Linked DNA regions of Homo sapiens: region 1 is linked to region 2. The links are chromatin loops, found by intact Hi-C in ENCODE. Cell type or tissue: dorsolateral prefrontal cortex. All regions are shown on one strand. Links, peaks and the distances in the headings refer to the core of each region. The heading gives the core; the rest is flanking DNA. Region 1 overlaps EZR (ezrin). Region 2 overlaps SYTL3 (synaptotagmin like 3).

The links. Peaks named below come from ENCODE experiments on the same cell type or tissue, not always from the same donor. Only the 100,000 strongest peaks of a DNase experiment are listed, where the experiment ranks them.
Region 1: it touches region 2 in a loop (2.2-fold over the local background); 5 of 110 quality-filtered maps call a loop at or near these places.

What each region holds. Positions count from the first base shown.
Region 1 is chr6:158,811,761-158,816,153 of GRCh38, forward strand. All of the region lies in intron 2 of EZR (ezrin), which reads right to left. Among named protein-coding and RNA genes, the nearest start is that of EZR-AS1, 4.0 kb to the right of the region's middle. RefSeq lists an enhancer at 1,458-1,507 and a silencer at 4,285-4,344. In dorsolateral prefrontal cortex, for the core only: no CTCF peak of the experiment used is centred there; a DNase peak (open chromatin) is centred at 2,351; H3K4me3 peaks cover 1,598 bases; H3K27ac peaks cover 1,444 bases; H3K27me3 peaks cover 1,443 bases.
Region 2 is chr6:158,750,729-158,766,870 of GRCh38, forward strand. It overlaps SYTL3 (synaptotagmin like 3), which reads left to right. Exons shown (of 18, transcript NM_001242394.2): 13 at 1,200-1,302; 14 at 6,483-6,653; 15 at 9,912-10,017; 16 at 11,348-11,450; 17 at 12,576-12,781; 18 at 13,767-14,143. The coding sequence ends at 13,876. EZR (ezrin) reads right to left here. Exons shown (of 14, transcript NM_001111077.2): 14 at 15,020-16,142. MIR3918 (microRNA 3918) reads right to left here and starts at 14,025; the gene lies at 13,933-14,025. RefSeq lists enhancers at 4,583-5,167, 8,315-8,990 and a silencer at 12,129-12,423. In dorsolateral prefrontal cortex, for the core only: no CTCF peak of the experiment used is centred there; no DNase peak of the experiment used is centred there.

The DNA of each region.
Region 1 (4,393 bases), core at 1,148-3,647, 57 kb after region 2:
GCTGAGGTGGGAAGATCACTTGAGCCAAGGGTGGGGGCCGGGGCACTGAGGCTGCAGTGAGCTGTGACTGTGCCACTGCACTCCAGCCTGGGTGACAGAGTGAGACCCTGTTTCCAAAAAAAAAAAATTCACATTATTTCATTAACAAAAGAGGCCAGTGTGGAAGGAATAAAAGAGGAACAAGGAATGGGATCTCTTACTTCCCTACCATTTATAGGGAAGGTCTAGCCTCTTTTTTTCTCTTTGAAAACAAAGAGCCAAAATGTGAGAGACCACTGGGCACTGCCAAATGAAGCTGTTACTGGACTCCCTGCAGAGAGAAACTCAAGTCAGAAGAATATTATGTTGAATGGCCTGCCCAAGTATAGGTAAGCAGTAAATTAGCTATGAAATTCTTGTTTTTATGGCTCTTTTTCACAGAGTCATCCTAGCCCCTATTCGAGTCCCAAATACCAATAACAGCACTCCTGGCATTTCAGCCGGACTGTAAGGCGGCTGGGCATCAAGTGACTGCTTTCACCCAAATGGGTGCTCTGAAATCACACTGGGCTTGATTGGGGTGCAGGAGAAAGGAATATATAATAACTGCCCTTTTCCTATTGAATCAGCAGTACCATCTGGAGAGCTTATTTAAAACATAAGCACCCAGCCTGCACCTCACCCTAGAGATGGAAGTCATTAGTTCTTCAAGGGACCCAGGAATCAACAGTCTCCAGACAATTGTGTACACAAAATTTTGAGAACACTGCACTAAATTAACCCTTCCTCTTAACTTTAGGTATGTACGGTGTGTACATATACTAGGGAAAACAAAAAGCTACTGAATTATTTGGATTTAAAAATAACGTAGTTTAAGGAGTCTGGTCCTTTAATATTTTGGGGGGCAGTGGATGTAGTAATGAAAGAAGGCAAGGACTTTTTTCATCAACGATTGTCACAAACTTATTAACATGTAACAACAAATCCAGACTCCCCACCTTCCCCCACACCTGGTCCTTCTCCAGGATTACTTACCTCAGCGATGGCACCACCACACATCCACTTGCGCAAGCCAGAAACGAGAAGTCAGCCTCGACACCACCCTTGGCCCTGCATATCCAACCCATCACCAGGCACTATCAATTCTACCTCCCAAAGAACTCTCAAATGCATCCACTTCTGTTCCCACCACCACCACCTTGGTCCAAGCTATGAGCTCCCTCAATGGTCTACCATAACTACCCTTGCTGTCTCCTGCCTCCTGTGATTTTCCTATTACAGATCACAGTCAACTTTTCAAAAGGCAAATCTGATCATGTCACCTCCCAGTCAAAACCCCAAGTTAAACTAAAAAACACCCAAGAATGGCTTACAAGGCATGGCCTGACCTGTCTTCCTCTCTAGCCACATTGGGCTTCATGTGAAACCCCAAACTCACACTACTTCCTCCCACCACAGGGCCTTTGCACACGTTGTTACCTCTGCCCAGGGAGGTCACGTCCTCAAGGATGCCTTCCTGACCTCCCCTATTTGCACCCCCACCAGCACATACACACTTCATCTACTCTCAGGCCTCATGTACCCCTCTTCAGGCATACTCTCTGAAGCTGCAGTTTTACATTTACTCTGGGATTGCTGTCTGTCCCCGAAACCAGACTGTAAATCCACTGACAGGGACTGTGTCTGTGAACATCCAAATACATTCATTGTGCCTTACAGCGTGATCATGGCAAATCACTCATCCTACCAGCACCTCTCACTGCCACATGGCAAAATGTTAGCTACCTAATTCACCACTGCCCCTCGTGGAGGAGGAGGGGTGGAAACAGATGCTACGCATCCTCCTCAATTGCGAGGGGATTGTGAGGGGGGAGTACATTCAGTAAACTGTCCCTGTTAAAATATTTAATAGAAAAGGTTATGTATTCCCAAAGAGGCAAGGTAATCTCAGAAATTACCTTAAAATTTTGGCACAGTAGAAATGTGAACACACTTTCAGAGTTTTCCTAATGAAAGGTAAACCTGCTTTTGTATTAGAAATGTCTATAACACTTCAGAAATGAACAGGTAAGATGTGTTGGAGCCACTTAAAGGCAGTTCAGCTCTATGGTTCTCATGACAGCTTAAAGAGATCTCAGCCCTGAACACAATCCCCTTTTCCTTCCAGAGCTTAACTACAGCAGTGTTCCTTGCTCACTCCCCATGCCTTCTTTCCACTGGGCAGAAGAAAGCAAGTGTGGGAGAAAGGCGCTCCGCAGTCACCCTAACATGAAGGGGCGGGCAGAGAGGATGCTTCCGGGACCAATGATCTGAGCACCAACTCCTACAACTCTCCCTAGATGGGGCAGACCCACAAGGCCACACAGCACACCATGTCCTGGGGACTGGCCTGAACAGAGGCCAAGGCTCCCTCTGGAACCCCAAATCACCCTCCTTGGACGTCAGCCAGTCACACATGAATAGAGTCCCTAAGCAGCTGTGGGAAAAGCAAAACCAGACAACAAACCACAGCTGTTCCTCCCTGTGGAGTGCTGCCGCGTGCGCCCCCCAGCCCTCAAGCAAGATTCAGCTGAAGTGTTACTTCTCAATACAGTCTGCCAATTTCCCCATCAGATGATTTTCCTTTCCCCATCAGATTTTCCTCTCGACGTTACCTAGGCTCTTTCCCAGTCTGACAGCACTTAGCGGGTTTTCAATTTCAGCATTTACCCCGCATCTTGGCCCAGGTACCAGACACTAAGCTTCCAGAGAACAAGGTCTGCCTCGCCCTCTGTGCAGGTCACTCCGCTTGCTGATGAATAAAGTCTTTTTTTTTTTTTTTTTGAGACAGAGTCTCACTCTGTCGCCAGGCTGGAGTGCAGTGGTGCAATCTCAGCTCACTGCAACCTTCACCTCCCAGGTTCAAGCGATTCTCCTGCCTCAGCCTCCCAAGTAGCTGGGACTACAGGCATCCATACCACGCCCGGCTAATTTTTGTATTTTTAGTAGAGATGGGGTTTCACCATGTTGACCAGGATAGTCTTGATCTCTTGACCTTGTGATCCGCCCACCTCGGCCTCCCAAAGTGCTGGGATTACTGCCATGAGCCACTGTGTACCGCCTCAGTCTTTTAAGTAACTGTTGCTTTTGGGAAACAGTATTAGGAGAAAACACAGGAAATGAGTATTTTCAGTTATACTGTTTTATGAATAAAGTCATCCACTCACTCAGTTCAGGCAAATCAATCAAAAATACTTTGCCCGTTGAATTCAAGGGTTAACAGTTGCAATGAATCAGGTGGAAGGCCAACTACTCAGAGGTATCCATCCTTTAAGTGTGTTTGCCCCTTAATCCAGTTGTTAAACATTAAGCCCAAGAAAACCACCTAACATTCTTCGCTAACATTCTTAACTTAGGCTTGAATAATTAGAATCAATAAACCTTTGTTTAAAGGACACATCCACAGAGCTGTTGGTGGATGTTTCATTTTAACATTTACTAAGGCAGCAAAAAAACCCCAAACCAAACCAAAACTAACTGGATCCTCTCTAACAGCCTTAAGAAATGTCATATTCAAATATGTGCAACCTACGATGCTCTTCTCAGTGATTTGTGGGATGGCTCTAATATAATTTACACACAGAAAGGCTTAGTGTGTTTAACTTATCTCTAAGACCCTCCTCTGCCAAAGAGGGGGCAGGGAGAAATTTCCCATGGCAGACAGGTATGGCTGACCTAAAAGGAAGCCTCTCAAAAAAGGGGTTTTGTTTGTTTTCAGACAACATCTCACTCTGCTGCCCAGGCTGGAATGCAGTGGCTTGATCTTAGTTCACTGCAGCCTTGACCTCCAGGGCTCATCAAGCAATCCTCCCACTTCAGCCTCAGTCAGAGCGCCAGCCACCACACCCAGATAATTTTTCTATTTTTTGTAGAAACAGAGTCTATGTTGGCCAGGCAAGTCTCGAACTCCTGGGCTCATGTGATCTGCCTGCCTCAGCCTCCCAAAGTGCTGGGATTACAGGCTCGTGCCTGTAATCAGGCCACCTCGCCTGGCCTCAAAAAAAGTTTAAAAATTTTAATTGTAGATATTATACAGAATACAGTCTTTCAAAGAGTAACTCTGGCTCTAATACACAAGGTGATGGCTACTGTCTTTCCTTAACAGTTTCACAACTATCTTCACTTTATCAAATGTCAGAAACATCTTTTAAGTTCTGATCTATCATAAAAGACCTCTAAAACAAAATGAAATGAAAACATACCTGCCATAAGAAATAAGAGAGAGAAGGGAGTTCTGACATTGCAACATGGATGAACCTTGAAGACATTATGCTACAGGAAATGAGACTGTCACAAAAGGACAAATGCTATCACGATTCCACCTGCATGAGGTATCTAAAGTTGTCGAATTCATAGAGACAGAAAGTAGAATGGT
Region 2 (16,142 bases), core at 5,671-8,170:
ACGCTGGTCTCAAATTCCTGGCTTATGGAATCCTCCCTGAGCCAGGTGCCTGGCCAGTTTTTGGGTTGTTTTGTTTTTCTTTTTTGAGATGGAATTTCGCTTTATTGCCCAGGCTGGAGTGCAGTGGCGCGATCTCGGCTCACTGCAACCTCCATCTCCCAGGTACAAGCGATTCTCCTGCCTCAGCCTCCTGAGTAGCTGGGATTACAGGTACATGCCATCATGCCTGGCTAATTTTTGTATTTTTAGTAGAGACAGGGTTTCACCATGCTGGCCAGGCTGGTCTGGAACTCCTGACCTCAGGTGATCCGTCCACTTCATCCTCCCAAAGTGCTGGGATTATAGTTGTGAGCTTCTGCGCCTGGCCTCCTGGCCGATTTCGAGTATTTTCACAAAAAGCTTAACCTAGGGGGAAGAAGAGACCCAAGACTGGGGCTAAAGAAGGGCACAGATAGAGGAGGCTCACTGTGATTTTTTACTTTGGAAAGTAGAGCCTGTTTCTAGCCTGTGGAGAGGGGGCTTGGGCTGCTGCTGGTTGGGGGGTCATTGCCATCACTGGGGCTGCCAGAGGAGCCATGAAGGGCAGCGTAGGGGCCTGTATGGAGGGGTCAGCCTAGAACAGGACAGGACATGTCTTCCTCTCCGCCTGGATTTCAGGGGCTGGGTGAGTGCAGATGGAGACATCTGTCATGCTGCGTGCGACCTCTAGACTCAGCAGAATCCCACTTCTCAGCGGTTGGGAGGAGCAGAGTCTTTGAGGCCCCTGCAAGGAAACAGCACAGTGCGAGGCATATGCTTTCTACTTCCACTTTTTTTTCTTTTGCAGGTGGTGGGTGGCAGAAGGGACGGGAATCCGGCTCATGGCCTTGACATCCAGGCAGGCGAGAGAATCTCTAGTTCCATGGTCTTCGCCAAATGGAGTAGGGCCTGAGGAAGGCAGGACGAGCTTCACACCCCCAGGAATATTCCAGAGGGTTATGTGGCTAGCATTTGACCATAGACTGCATGGATCAGAAGCTGCCCACCCAGCACTAACGTTGCTCACTATTAGGCTATTAAGTCCTTTCTATCAACCCAAAAATTCCAGCAGGAAGCCTGGTAAAGAAAACGCTGGCATGTGGGTTCTCTGCTGCCCCCAAACTCTTTATCCACCCCTTTCCCTGAGTTCTCACTCTGTCCCCGCTGTGTTTGGCCCCTAGGTATGTGAAGACCTACCTGTTGCCCGACAGATCCTCCCAGGGAAAGCGCAAGACTGGAGTCCAAAGGAACACCGTGGACCCGACCTTTCAGGAGACCTTGAAGGTACTTGCTGGACAGATATTCCTGTGCAGAGTCCTCCCGAGCCCGGGTGGAGCGCCTGGGGCAGAGTCCAGTGGATGGTGCTTTCAAACTCTTGACTCAGTTAGATATAATACAGACACCTATATGTTTCTTCGCAGCTCTGTCAATCAGTGTTAAGTTGGTAGAAAATAAATGTCAGCCTTTGTACAGGAAAAGTGCAGAGTCTGCCAGACTCAGGAATGGCTTTTGATTAATGATTTCTGAGAAGATGGTGAAAAAGAACCTGGCTGCCTCTTTGTCTCGGGCTAACACCGGGGCACAGGATAATTTTAAACATTAGTTTGTCTTAGTGAATGTTTCTGTCAAAGAGGTGCTCTCAGACAGAGTGCCCTGAAAATTAAACTCCTGAGTTACTGTCTTTGTAAAAGTGCCCCTTTATTGTATTTCTGACAAACTCAGGTTTCTTCTAATTTTATTTTTTTTAAATGAATCCTTTTATGAAAAATCTTACAAAGGAATTGTTTGGGTTTTCACTTTCTATGATACTAGGAAATGTGATTGATGGTTGAGGGCAGAGATGGGGCCATGCGCTCTGATGTCGGGTGGAAGGCTGCAGCTGAGGTCTGGTATCTGCAGAGAGCTGGCTGTGGTGGCCCCAATCTTGGTGCAGGGTGAGGGGGGTAGCCCAGAGCTGCAGAGGCTACCCTGCCGGGGCTGGGCAGCCAGAGGTCCCCTCGTCTCATGCCTATGACAGGAGAGGGCTTTGTTTGCCTTTCTTGGCAAGTAGGGGGTGTCTGTGAGCTGCCAGCCAGGGGCCATCTGGGCAGCTGGCACAGAGCCCTGAGTTCATTAAATAATAATAGCCCTTGTTTCCTGGGTCCCTACTGTGGCCAAGTGCTTTATATACAGCCTGGGGTAATTATTAGAATCCTCATTTACCCACGGGGAAACTGAGACCTAGAGAGTCCTTAGAAATACAGCTCAAAGCCACAAAGGACTGGCAGTTCTCAAAATTTGTGTGCGTAAAATCCCATGGGGATTTACATTTTTAAAACATTTCTTCTTTTCTTTTTTTTTTTTTTTTTTTTGAGATGGAGTTTCACTCTTGGTCGCCCAGGCTGGAGTGCAGTGACATGATCTTGGCTCACTGCAACCTCCACCTCCCAGGTTCAAGCGATTCTCCTGCCTCAGCCTCCTGAGTAGCTGGGATTAAAGGTACCCACCACGATGGCCAGCAAATTTTTTGTGTTTTTAGTACAGATGGGGTTTCACCATGTTGACCAGGCTGGTCTTGAACTCCTGACCCCAGGTAATCTGCCCACCCCGGCCTCCCAAATGCTGAGATTACAGGCTTGAGCCACCACGCCAGGCCTAAATTTCTTATTTTCTAAGATGCCCCTGTACTTAGAACTGGGGATTTTTTTAAAATGCAGATTCTGGGCCGGGCGCGGTGGCTCACGCCTGTAATCCCAGCACCTTGGGAGGCTGAGGCGGGTGGATCATGAGGTCAGGAGATCGAGACCATCCTGGCTAACATGGTGAAACCCCGTCTCTACTAAAAATACAAAAAATTAGCCGGGCGTGGTGGCGGGCGCCTGTAGTCCCAGCTACTTGGGAGACTGAGGCAGGAGAATGGCGTGAACCCGGGAGGCAGAGCTTGCAGTGAGCCGAGATAGCGCCACTACACTCCAGCCTGGGTGACAGAGCGAGACTCCGTCTCAAAAAAAAAAAAAAAAATGTAGTTATATAATTGGAGTTAAAAGGTTACCTACCTTAAAATGTACACAGAATCTCAAAGATATCACTTAAAATTTTTATCCATGGGTCTTATCTAGTATATTGTGAATATTTTATAGTCCTGGGAAACTTTCCAGTTACAATTAAAATAATCGGCATCTCTAATTGATCCTAAATGCAAAATAACCCAACACCGGCCAGCCTCATCCTTAATAGAAATATGCATAAGATGCGAAGGATGGGAAGCCGGGGAGGCCGATCCAGCATTAAAAGTCTCGCTAGAAGCCAGTATTTCCAATCACAATCACACCTTTGTGCAGCACCCAGGCTTTGTGCGACCTGAGGTGAGCCATCAGAGTACGATTCAGGTGGATGAGGCTGTGAGAACTGTCTCCAGCCAGTTTTGAGAGAAGTGCACATCAAATGCGAGGATCTAGAAATTGATCCTCAAATTTTTCTGAGCAGAGTACTTCTTGGCAAGCCTTTCTGGACCCAGGGAGACTTGTACCCCATTTGACACCACTGTCCTGGGGGCCTGGAGAGGATGAAGTGATCTCACTGGGTGACATTGGTCATTGCCTGGCCCTGCTCTCAAATGATCCTTACACCTCATTCCCAGCTGAGCCTGGAGCAAGCCTTGTGGACCTAACAGGGCTATGGAAAATAGGTCTGGTTTGAAAAGGTAGATTCTAGGCTGGGTGTGGTGGCTCACGCCTGTAATCCCAGCACTTTGGGAGGCCGAGGCAGGCGGATCATGAGGTCAGGAGATCGAGACCATCTTGGCTAACACGGTGAAACCCCGTCTCTACTAAAAATACAAAAAATTAGCTGGGCACAGTGGCGGGCACCTGTAGTCCCAGCTACTCGGGAGGCTGAGGCAGGAGAATGGCGTGAACCTGGAAGGCGGAGCTTGCAGTGAGCTGAGATCACACCACTGCACTCCAGCCTGGGCGACAGAGCGAGACTCCGTCTCAACAAACAAAACAAAACAAAGCAAAGGTAGATTCTGTATGTAGCAGGGAGTAGTCCTATTGACAGAAAGGGGCGAGCAATGGGTAAGGACCCAGGAGAAGTGGCTGAGCGTCGCCCACACACAGCTGGAGATGAGAGAGCTGCCTGGGGGCCCGAGCCCGACCCTGCTAAGTGGCGTGGCGTTCTAGTAACCGCTTCATTTCTCAGAGGGCAGCAGATGCAGCTGGCCAGCTGCCTGGACTAACTGATAAGGAGTGTAGCTGGAATATGGGGAATAATCACATCAATCCAGAGTTTATAGACAGAGATTGAATGTGGGGCAGAGTCGGAAATGGACCCATGGGCTGGGTGTGGAGGCTCACGCTTGTAATCCCAGAACTTTGAGAGGCTGAGACGGGTGGAGGGCTTGAGCCCAGGAGTTCGAGACCAGCCTGGGCAATGTAGAGAGACCCCATCTCTACAAGAAATTAAAAGATTAGCCGGGCATGGCGACGCCTACCTGTAGTCCCAACTACTTGGGAAGCTGAGGTGGGAGGATCGCTTGAGCCTGGGAGGTGCAGGCTGCAGTGAGCTGAGATGGCACTGCTGCACTCCAGTCTAGGTGACAGAGTGAGATCCTGTCCCCCCAAAAAAGATATGGACCCATAGACTTGAGGGAAAACTGGCTAAAAGTTACCCAAAGGCAGGAGAAAAGGGAATGTGACCCAAGAAATGCCCATCTCCATGGCCACAAGCCACCCCAGCGGGGAGGAAAAGGAGGAATGAACTGAGGAAGCTAACCTGGCCAGCCAAGCCATTTGTGCCTGGCCCGCAGACATCAGAAGTGTGGACAGAGCCTACAGGCAGCCCCCAACAGAGCAGGGGACGGCCCTGCTGCGCCTCCCCTCTGTTTGCAGAGGCTGAAGGAGGGAAATTACCGTGTCTCAGTTCCTGTTTTATTCCATCTCGTTCCTCGATTGGAAAGATGGGTAAAGGTGGGCATGAGGAGATGAACCCCAAAGCAAACAAACCGCACAGCTGCTGCAAATGGGTGCAAGTGTCCAGCCTCACAGCAACAGCCGTGTCACGAGGAGTCACCATTCAAACCCCAAACAAGCGCCGGAGTGGGGGCAGCATGGGCCACAGAGGTCAGCAGCGAGACTCGGGCCTGGACACAGTCAGTGCACGTGAATCTGGCCTGCAGTGTCGGCTACCAGACCAAGGGAGGGAGGGTCACTGAATTTCCAAGCTGCTTTTTTTTCACCTGCAACATGGTTTGAATTATACTGACCTCATAGGGTGCGTGTGAAAGCTAAAAAGATCAATGCATCTAGAAAGCCTGGTGTGAAATAAATAAGTGTTCAATAACTTGTAGGGTTTGTTCATTATTGAGAAAATCCAACTAATAAGCTTAAAGTGAGGCCCTCAGAGGCTGAGGTGGAGTCAGCCACACCTTGGGAAGGGCTGGGTGCCACTGAGGGGCCTTCGGCCTCTAGTCTCTATGGGGCAGAACCCATGCTTGGCTGGGGAATGGGTTCCCTCGTCACTCTTGGGTGTGTTGGGAGCCCCCTGTGTGGACAGTAAGAACATCGTGTTGGCCTCTGCCAAGCCAGCACAGGCCCTGCATGCCTGAGCACAGGCACCGTCCCTCCAGGGCAAACACGTGGTGTTGCGGGGAATGGAGGAGGGGGGAGTTCATGCTTTGCTTTAAAAAATAAATAAATAAATGCAGGCTGGTGCAGTGGCTCACGCCTGTAATCCCAGCAATTTGGGAGGCCGAGGCAGGTGGGTCATTTGAGGTCAGGAGTTCGAGACCAACCTGGCCAACGTGGTGAAACCCTGTCTCTACTAAAAATACAAAAAAACAAGCCGGGCGTGGTGTTGGGCGTCTATAGTCCCAGCTACTCAGGAGGCTAAGGCAGGAGAATCGCTTGAACCCAGGAGGCAGAGGTTGCAGTGAGCCAAGATCGTGCCACTGCACTCCAGCCTGGTGACAGAGCGAGATCCTGTCTCAAAAAAAAATTTTTTTTTTTTTTTTTTTTTTTTTTTTTAGTATTTTTGGGCCTGTTATCATTATTTTTGGCCAAGCCTGGCTGGGTGCAGTGTTTAGATGCAAGTTCAAATCCTGTGCGAGCATAGACTTTGGCTTGATTTCTAGTAGGCGTGAGCTGGACAAGGACTTTCATCCTTGTCTTGTTCTAGGAATTGGGGGTGGGAGGCTACCAGGGCTACCCTTGCCTGTCCCCAGGCAGAGCACTGGGCACCTGGGGAGTAGGGGGAGGGGTTCTTGAGCAGAGAGAGGACCCCCCCGCCCCACCCTGGCTGTAAGCACCTTGACCCACCCTAACCACATCAGGTCCCTGGCTGCATCCGCATCTTGGACTCAGCCTGTGGGAGGGAGGCCTGCGCCAGGCCCCGGGAAGTGGGGCCCTGGAAGGTGGGGTCCAGAGATGGGGATCCTAGGAGTGCGGGCCCCGGGAGCCCAGCTGACCATCTCTTCCTTGCCTCTGCAGTATCAGGTGGCCCCTGCCCAGCTGGTGACCCGGCAGCTGCAGGTCTCGGTGTGGCATCTGGGCACGCTGGCCCGGAGAGTGTTTCTTGGAGAAGTGATCATTCCTCTGGCCACGTGGGACTTTGAAGACAGCACAACACAGTCCTTCCGCTGGCATCCGCTCCGGGCCAAGGTGATGTCTGGTTTTGGACTGAGTGCCCTCCATCCCCACTGTGATAGATAAATAACTTTTCAGAGAGATCCCAGAAGAGAAAACGTACCTGGCAAGACTTGGACCCAAGACTGTGTGTTCGCCGGCCTGGCGCTGTGACTTTGAAATAGTTACTTTCTTGTGGGTGGGGTGGGCGGAGGGTTTGTTTTAACTGGCTCAGCTCTGTTCAGGTACCCGAACAGCCCCCGCCTCAGCATCATACACAGACCAGACTGGATCAGGTCCTGTGGCTTCCCCTGGCGGAGGCCTCCCTTTGCTGGTGGCTGACCTGCTGGAAGCTGGCCATGCCTTTCCCTGGGGGCACCGCCCGCAGCTATGCGGTCCCCCAGGGGGCTACAGTGTGTTGTTTCTAACCTTTCAACCCCAGGCACTCTCAATAATAGGTGACAATAACTAACAGTAATAGGTGACAAATGGCTGGACCCGATGCTGTGAGGAAGGCAGAGGCCGCCCTGGCTAGGATGTGGGGCTCCAGCTCCTGGTTTGGAATTGCACGGCGGGAGATAGATAGCACGTGGGCTGGGGGTGGGTCAGAGGAGCTGATGGACTCCATTTAGGATCCGTGTCCCCCAGGCTATGCAGGTAGGAGGAGAGGCCTGGGAGAGAGGTTAGCATTTCTCGGAGACGCTGCTTTGTACTTTGCTGTGTCCAGATCCCGGACTGGGAGAGAGTTCATGTGAGACCACGAGGGATGAAAAACGTGGGCTTCTGCCATCTCTTTAAAAACCCCAGTGGGGAGCCTGGACACGGTGGCTCTTGACTGTAATCCCAGCACTTTGGGAGGCCGAGGCGGGCAGATCACAAGGTCAGGAGATTGAGACCATCCTGGCTAACACAGTGAAACCCCGTCTCTCTAAAAATACAAAAATTAGCTGGGTGTGGTGGTGCACGCCTGTAGTCCCAGCTGCTCTGGAGGCTGAGGCAGAAGAATCACTTGAACCTGGGAGGCAGAGGTTGCAATGAGTCGAGATTGCACCACTGCACTTCAGCCTGGCAACAGAGCGAGACTCTGTCTCAAAAAAAAAAAAAAAACCCAGCGGGATGGACTACTCCCCTCAGCCAAGGGCCCACGGCAGGCCCAGCCTTCTGCTCCGACCTGGACATAAGGCACAAGGGCCATCTGGCTTCTTTTCCTCTCCGGAGCCAGCGCAGCTGGGATTCGCATTATCTCTGCCTGGAAGCTTCTCAGGTTTCAGCTGAGGCCTCCTGGTGAGCCACCTGCCCCCTCCCTGCTCCTCCAGGCAATGCCCACTCTCCCACTGCCTGTGCTGACTCCCCCAAGCTAGAGTCCGGGCTTAGACCTCCCCTTCCCAGTGCCTACCTGGAATGCATCCCCTATCCAAGGTCAGCCCAAGACGACCCAAAACCCACCTCCTCCAGGAAGCCATTCCTGATTACCCCTACCAGAAGTGGCCTCCCTTCCAGGACCCGGAGCTCAGGACGCCTGCCATCTCGGCCTGATCTTTAGCCTCAGTGTCCCTTTGCTCCTGCCCCAGCCACGTTGCGGGTGGGTGAAGCATCTGGCTTCCATGCCTTCCGTGCCTTCCTCTCACCCCCGCTCTGTCATCTCTCAGAACAGCATTGGCTCCTCCGGGACGCCCTGAGTTTCCAGCCTGAACTCCTTCTGTCCGAGGCTGAATCCCCCGTGCACCCTGCCTCTCCCACACCTCTGTCATCAGCTCGAAGACAAGGCCTGGAACAAGCACAGGGCTTGGCATAGGACAGGCGGCCACCAGGCCTCATCAGACTGAGCCTGCTCTGGCAAGTGGGTGAGGAGCAGGTGGCACAGAGCTGCAGGTGGCACAGAGCTGCAGGTGGCACAGAGCTGCAAGGCATCCCTCCTAAAGCCAGTAGGGTGGGGAGTCCGCCCACAGACCCGCCCCTGGGCTCTGTTCCGCCTCGGTTTCTGGCCGCTGAGGCTGGAGGCAGCCATACCTCATTTGGCACCCGAGGGCCAGGAAGACGGGCTGGCCCACGCGGGCTCCCAGGAGTCCTGAGGCCTCTGAGGGTAACTGAGAGGGCTGCTTCTCAGTGCTGGCAGGAGCCATGGTGGACCGGATGTGTCAAGACCAAACTTGTCCAACCTGCAGCCCGGGACGGCTCTGTTTTTTGGTTGTTGTTGTTTATTTTGAGACGGAGTTTTGCTCTGTCGTCCAGGCTGGAGTGAAGTGGCGTGATCTTGGCTCACTGCAACCTCTGTCCCCTGGGTTCAAGTGATTCTCTGCCTCAGCCTCCCTAGTAGCTGGGATTATAGGCGCCCGTCACCACACCTGGCTAATTTTTTTGTATTTTTGGTAGACATGGGGTTTCACCATGTTGGCCAGGCTGGTCTCGAACTCCTGACCTCAGGTGATCCCACCTTGGCCTCCCAAAGTGCTGGGATTACAGGCATGAGTCACCATGCTTGGCCTCAGGATGGCATTGAATGCAACCCAACACAAATTCATAAACTTTCTTAAAACATGAGTTTTTTTGTGATTTTTTTTTTAAGCTCATCAGCTGTTGTTAGTGTATTTTATGTGTGGCCCAAGACAATTCTTCCAGTGTGGCCCAGGGAAGCCAAAAGACTGGACACACCCTGCTCTAGACTCTTCCCAATACTCTCCTCCCACCCCACTGGGAGAAGGATGGTGTGGATTTCAGGCTCATCTCTTTCCCGGCCCTCTCTTCACTCACTTTCTGGTAAAACCACTCATGACAGAAGTGCCTCGGTGGGCAGGGAGGTGTCCTCAGACTCACCACACCCTGAGGGGCCACCCCCTGTGGCTCTGGACAGAGACTACACCCCATGCTGTCCCCAGTGTCTGTGCCAGTCCTTGGCATGGAAGGGCAGCGTGAATCTCTACTGACCTGGGTGGGGTGGATGGGGTGGAGGCTTGAGTTCATTTCTGTTTTTCAAACTCAGGCTGTGTCTGGGTTTTCGTAGAAATGTCTTAGGGAGTGTGCAGTGCCCTTGAGTCCCTTCACTTCCTCAGGCTCATCTGGCTCTGGTTCGCTGGGGTGGCCAAGCTGTTCCTCCCCATGCTGGGGTTGGGGAGGGTGGGAGTGAAACCATAGATGGAAGGAAGACCAGTCCTGCCACGGACACACCTGCTCCACCCAGGGCCTTGCAGGGGCCAGGGGGAAGCATCTGTGGACGAAGCTGAGACAACCAGAGGAACCCAGAAGGTTCTTGGGACTTGGGGAATCCTGTCCCTAAGCTCTGCCTCTTGTCCCCAGGCGGAGAAATACGAAGACAGCGTTCCTCAGAGTAATGGAGAGCTCACAGTCCGGGCTAAGCTGGTTCTCCCTTCACGGCCCAGAAAACTCCAAGAGGCTCAAGAAGGTCAGTGGCCTCCAGCTCCCTGGACATTGTCTGTGTCATTGTCTGCAGAGCCTGGTGCTGCAGGCAGACTGAGGTGGGGTGAAAGTTTTCTAGCATTTCCTTTCTACGTCCCCGTGCCCAGCTCCAGCAGCTCTTCTTTCTGAGCCATGCAGCGAGCCCGGGAGAGGTTCTCTGGAGCCCGTAGTGGGGGAAACGGGTGACCAGAAGCAGACAAGGCCTCTGATGCCCTCTCTACGCTCCTCTAAGGACACTGCCCTAGGCCTTCCTCCCAGGGGCAGATTGGATGGTCTCTGGGGAAACCGTGGCCCCTCCTGAAGAGCAGAGGCTCCATGACAATGTGGAGCCAAGAGCACTGGTACCTGCAGGGCTCAGACGAGATAAATCCCCGCCCCCAGGCATGTGGGTAGCTGCTGCCCAGCAAAAGAAGTAGGTCAGGAGGGAGGGTCCTCAGGGACCCTATGGAGATTTTACTCCTTCAATAACGTGGGGCGTGTGGAAAGCAGGAGGGTGGAGGAGGAGGAGGGCGGGGAAGGAGGACTGGGAGAATGCACATTTCTTTTTTTTTTTTTTTTTTTGAGACAGAGTTTTGCTCTGTCACCCAGGCTGGAGTGCAGTGGCCCGATCTTGGCTCACTGCAAGCTTCGCCTCCCTGATTCATGCCATTCTCCTGCCTCAGCCTCCCGAGTACCTGGGACTACAGGCACCTGCCACCATGCCCGGCTAATTTTTTGTTTTTTTTCTTTAAGTAGAGACAGGGTTTCACCATGTTAGCCAGGATGGTCTCGATCTCCTGACCTCATGATCCGCCCACCTTGGCCTCCCAAAGTGCTGGGATTACAGGCGTGAGCCACCACGCCCGGCCCAGAATGCACATTTCTGTTGTGTATTTTGCTGACTCCCTATTTGGCTAGAAGAGGAAATTCTGCTACCCAAGTTCACGGGGTCACCAGCAGACCAGCAGCAAGTGCCCCATGGCCATCCCAACCTCCTAGACAGGGTCTCGGGGCTCTCACTTTCCCCCAAACTTCTGGCTACAACTAGACTCAAACTTCGGCATCTTCCCTCTCCTTGCGTTCCTCTTTACTCTTTTCTAGGATCTTAGTAATCCCTCCATCCTGTCCTCCACCTGACCACAGAGCGGCACGGTGTGGGCAGCGCCACAGCCTGTGGGCAGGGCCAGCAGAGCCCACTGCACCACTCCCATCTGCTCTCTCGGGGTCTGAGGGCTGTAGCAGATTCTCTAGCTGAGCTCTCGGTTTTGGGGTGGTGGTACTGCATACTAACGTATCAGGAGACATGGTTTGACAGTGAATACTGGCTTTCCTTCCAGGGACAGATCAGCCATCACTTCATGGTCAACTTTGTTTGGTAGTGCTAGGAGCCAAGAATTTACCTGTGCGGCCAGATGGCACCTTGAACTCATTTGTTAAGGGGTAGGTATTCGATGTAATCAAATATTTATTGGTGATCTAGTATACATCACAACATGGCCCAGAACCTGCAGCGAACACTAAAAAACGTAAGCCACTTAAAACGTCTTATTTTAGCTTTCCTATGAAAATCTAACAACACATATTAAAGACCCTGATTTCCAAAAATTCACGGGATGTGTACATGCTGGAGTACTCGAAACCCTAATCTTCTCAGTTCTGTGATATCAGGAAGCCAGTTTTGAAATCAAGCATGAAAATGTGGTGTGGTCAGTAAATATTTCCTAAGCTTAACATCTCCTCTTGGACCAACAGTAAAACGCATGACTGTCCACATTTCATTCTCATTCAGTATAGGTGCATTGGCCCCTCTAAAAGTAAGGCAAATACCATTATTACATTGAATTGCAAACTCCCCGTCAGTGACATAGGGAAAAATGACGGTCAAGATAGAACTCAGGCTGGACGCAGTGGCTCGTGCCTGTAATCCCAGCACTTTGGGAGGCTGAGGCAGGTGGATCACCTGAGGTCAGGAGTTCAAAACTAGCCTGGCCAACATGATGAAACCCCATCTCTACTAAAAATACAAAAATTAGCTGGGTGTGGTGGCGGGCACCTATAATCCTAGCTGCTCTGGAGGCTGAGATAGGAGTCTTCCTTGAACTTGGGGGGAGGAGGTTGCAGTGAGCTGAGATGGTGCCACTTCACTCCAGCCTGGGCGACAGAACAAAACTCCGTCTCAAAAAAAGGAGAACTGAGCTTATGTTCTAATCTTGTTGCTTATCTGCATGGCCTTGGACAAGCTTGTCTGAGTTGATTTTCCTGAGAACAGGGTTAAAAGGAGATAACGTGTATCTGCAGTCATGGTGGGAGGCACCCCAAGGAGGAAAGATTAAGATGAGGGCCACGAGGCCTCAGCATGCAGCTCGCCCTTCATACCTGATGCAGAATTCGGCCCTAAGGGAAATGTGCCGAGTCCTGTGGTTCCCACCCTGCTTCACTGGGGAGGGTGTGGATGTTGTGGACTTGGCACTTTTCTTAGTGCTTCCCGTCTGCACTGACGCACAGGCCTCAGGAGAGAAGGCCGTGTGGATGGCAATGATTGCAGGGTTTGTGTTCCCTCTTCAGCTGTCTCACTCTGCCAGACCAACAAAAACTGAGACTGAAGTCGCCAGTCCTGAGGAAGCAGGCTTGCCCCCAGTGGAAACACTCATTTGTCTTCAGTGGCGTAACCCCAGCTCAGCTGAGGCAGTCAAGCTTGGAGTTAACTGTCTGGGATCAGGCCCTCTTTGGAATGAACGACCGCTTGCTTGGAGGAACCAGACTTGGTTCAAGTAAGTCTGAGACATTGAGCCCAAACGTTTATACTTTGTGATTATCCTAATGGGTACCGTGCAAAGAAAATGCTTCCACCAGGGCAGTGACTTAACTGGTTTTGAAATTGCCTAGCCTGCCTTAATTGGAAATGCCTAAGTCTAGTTTTTACTCTACAGCTGAGCCATAATACAGCCAAGTATTTTGACAATTTAAATCAGATTTAGATCTGCTAAAGAAACAAAAATTATAGGCCTCCAAACGGGCTAGGTACAGTATTTGCTTTTGTTTCTGGCGTCAATCATAAAAGGATTATTTTCTTAAATGAAAATATCTTCTTAAACAAATGGCAATTCAGAAAGTACTTCATCAAAAGTGGTCAGAACAGCAGTGCTGTCCAGAGCCGCTCGGCAGGGCACCGCCGGCATGGTAGGTGGACAGCCCTCTGCTGTGAGGTTCTGTGCCTGGCACTGCTTCTGGCTGCCAGCAGTGTCCCTGACATGATGACAACCAAAAACACCTGCACACATCTCCAAGGACCTCCAACTGAGAACCAGTGACTGAAGAGAAATAAGCTTCACTGCTCCATTGCTTTTCAAAGATATTTTGTCCAAAGCATACTGTCTTCCTCTAAGAATCCCTTCCCATGGGCAAGCCCAGCCCCCAGTCTGAGACGGCCCCACCCAGCTAGCCATGCTGGTGTGCAACTATCCACTCCCTTGGTGAAGACCCAGCCCACCAAACCAGAGTCCTCGCCTCACTTTCAAACTACAGAACTCCAGGCTGTTAGAGCCTCGCAGAGCAGAGGATGCCTGCGTGAATCCCAGTCTCAACACCAGCTTTGTTGGGGTGGGAGTGGTGGTGGCGGCGTCTGTCATCAGTGGTTGGCCTTTTAATGTGGACTTGAGGTGAAAAACTTCTGGCTGGTCATCATTTTTAAAGGGATGAGAGGGGATGAAGTGGTGCCCTCCCCGACCATGGCTAAATTGTCTTCCTCTCTTACAGAGGGAGACACAGCTGTTGGCGGGGATGCATGCTCACTATCGAAGCTCCAGTGGCAGAAAGTCCTTTCCAGCCCCAATCTATGGACAGACATGACTCTTGTCCTGCACTGACATGAAGGCCTCAAGGTTCCAGGTTGCAGCAGGCGTGAGGCACTGTGCGTCTGCAGAGGGGCTACGAACCAGGTGCAGGGTCCCAGCTGGAGACCCCTTTGACCTTGAGCAGTCTCCATCTGCGGCCCTGTCCCATGGCTTAACCGCCTATTGGTATCTGTGTATATTTACGTTAAACACAATTATGTTACCTAAGCCTCTGGTGGGTTATCTCCTCTTTGAGATGTAGAAAATGGCCAGATTTTAATAAACGTTGTTACCCATGTCCTCCAGTGCTTATCAAATGAGGTAAAAGGCCGGCTGGTGGGCATGGTAACTCCCCCCTGTAATCCCAGCAACTTTGGGAGGCTGCAGTGGATGGCTTGAGCTCAGAAGTGTGAGATCAGCCCAGGCAACATAGATACCCTGTCTACAAAAAAACCAAAAAATTATCCAGGTGTGGTGGTACACACCTGTAGTCCCAGTTACTCAGGAGGCTGAACCGGGAGGATTGAGCCCAGGAGGTTGAGGCTGCAGTAAGCCCCGATCATGCAACTGTGCTCCAGCCTGGGCCAAAGTAAGACCCTGTCTCAAGGCGGGGGGGGGAGTCACAGCTTCGCTGTGAGAAGCACTTTATTTTTTGAGACGGAGTCTCCCCGTCACCAGGCTGGAGTGCAGTGGCACGATCTTGGCTTGCTGCAAGCTCCGCCTCCCGGGTTCTAGCAATTCTCCTGCCCCAGCCTCCCAAGTAGCTGGGATTATAGGTATGCACCACCACACCAGGCTAATTTTCGTATTTTTAGTAAAGATGGGGTTTCACCATGTTGGCCAGGATGGTCTCGATCTCCTGACCTCGTGATCCGACCACCTCGGCCTCCCAAAGTGCTGGGATTACAGGTGTGAGCCACTGTGCCCGGCTATGAGGAGCATTTTAGAGGAGCCTGATGAGTGTTGGAGCAGTCTTTCTCTCCTGTGGAAACCATCTCGAGGAGGTTAGGTGACCCATGGAGCACCATGTCTTGGGTTGGTCAGCTCCAACTTACCAGTGTACCCCCAGGGACACCACGGCCCCTCACGAAACCTGGCCAGAGGACAGCATAGAGCCCAGACGAGTCGGCGGTAGCCCTCCCACCCCACACACAAGCACACACCCGTGCTGCTTCGTGCCTTTGCAAAGCTTTTATTTCATGTCTGCGGCATGGAATCCACCTGCACATGGCATCTTAGCTGTGAAGGAGAAAGCAGTGCACGAGAAGGAATGAGTGGGCGGAACCAACGGCCTCCACAAGCTGCCTTCCAGCAGCCTGCCAAGGCCATGGCAGAGAGAGACTGCAAACAAACAAACACAAGCAAACAGAGTCTCTTCACAGCTGGAGTCTGAAAGCTCATAGTGGCATGTGTGAATCTGACAAAATTAAAAGTGTGCATAGTCCATTACATGCATAAAACACTAATAATAATCCTGTTTACACGTGACTGCAGCAGGCAGGTCCAGCTCCACCACTGCCCTCCTGCCACATCACATCAAGTGCCATGGTTTAGAGGGTTTTTCATATGTAATTCTTTTATTCTGTAAAAGGTAACAAAATATACAGAACAAAACTTTCCCTTTTTAAAACTAATGTTACAAATCTGTATTATCACTTGTATATAAATAGTATATAGCTGATCATTAATAAGGTGTATAAGTACAATGTATTCTAAAACTGTTAAGCAAAAAAAAAAAAAACAAAAAAAAAAATCCAAGTGTCCTCCTCCACCACTCACGCTGGTGATCACTGTGCTCTCTGCCAGCTGCGTGGAGTGACGGGAGGAGGGAATCACTGTGTGTGCGAGAGTGCTTCAGACTCAATTTCCAAAATAATTTTCACCCCTCTAAGCATGTAAATATACAAAGATGGATCCTTCATAGAAATTAAAAAATCAATTTGAGCTCATTTCGAATACAGAACAAGTATGGCACAGATGGAAGTCCTGCCACGTTTCCTTTAATGATGCTGACTCTTGTATCACACAGGCCAGCATGAAGTTTCTTACTCAGACTTTACAGGCATTTTCCGTAATTCAATCAGTCCTGCTCCCAGCACAACACAGGAGGTGATTCGAGAATAATCGCGAGAATCAGGCCTGCTTGGCACTATTACAACTGGGGAAAACAAACCAGGGCGCCTCCCTGGTTCCCAGCCCAGAATGTTTCTGTTGGGTAACTGCTTTCTAAAGGAACTGGGATCTGAGGGAGTTCCTAGACTTGGAGCACTAAAGACACAAGCGTGGCGGGGCTGGCAGC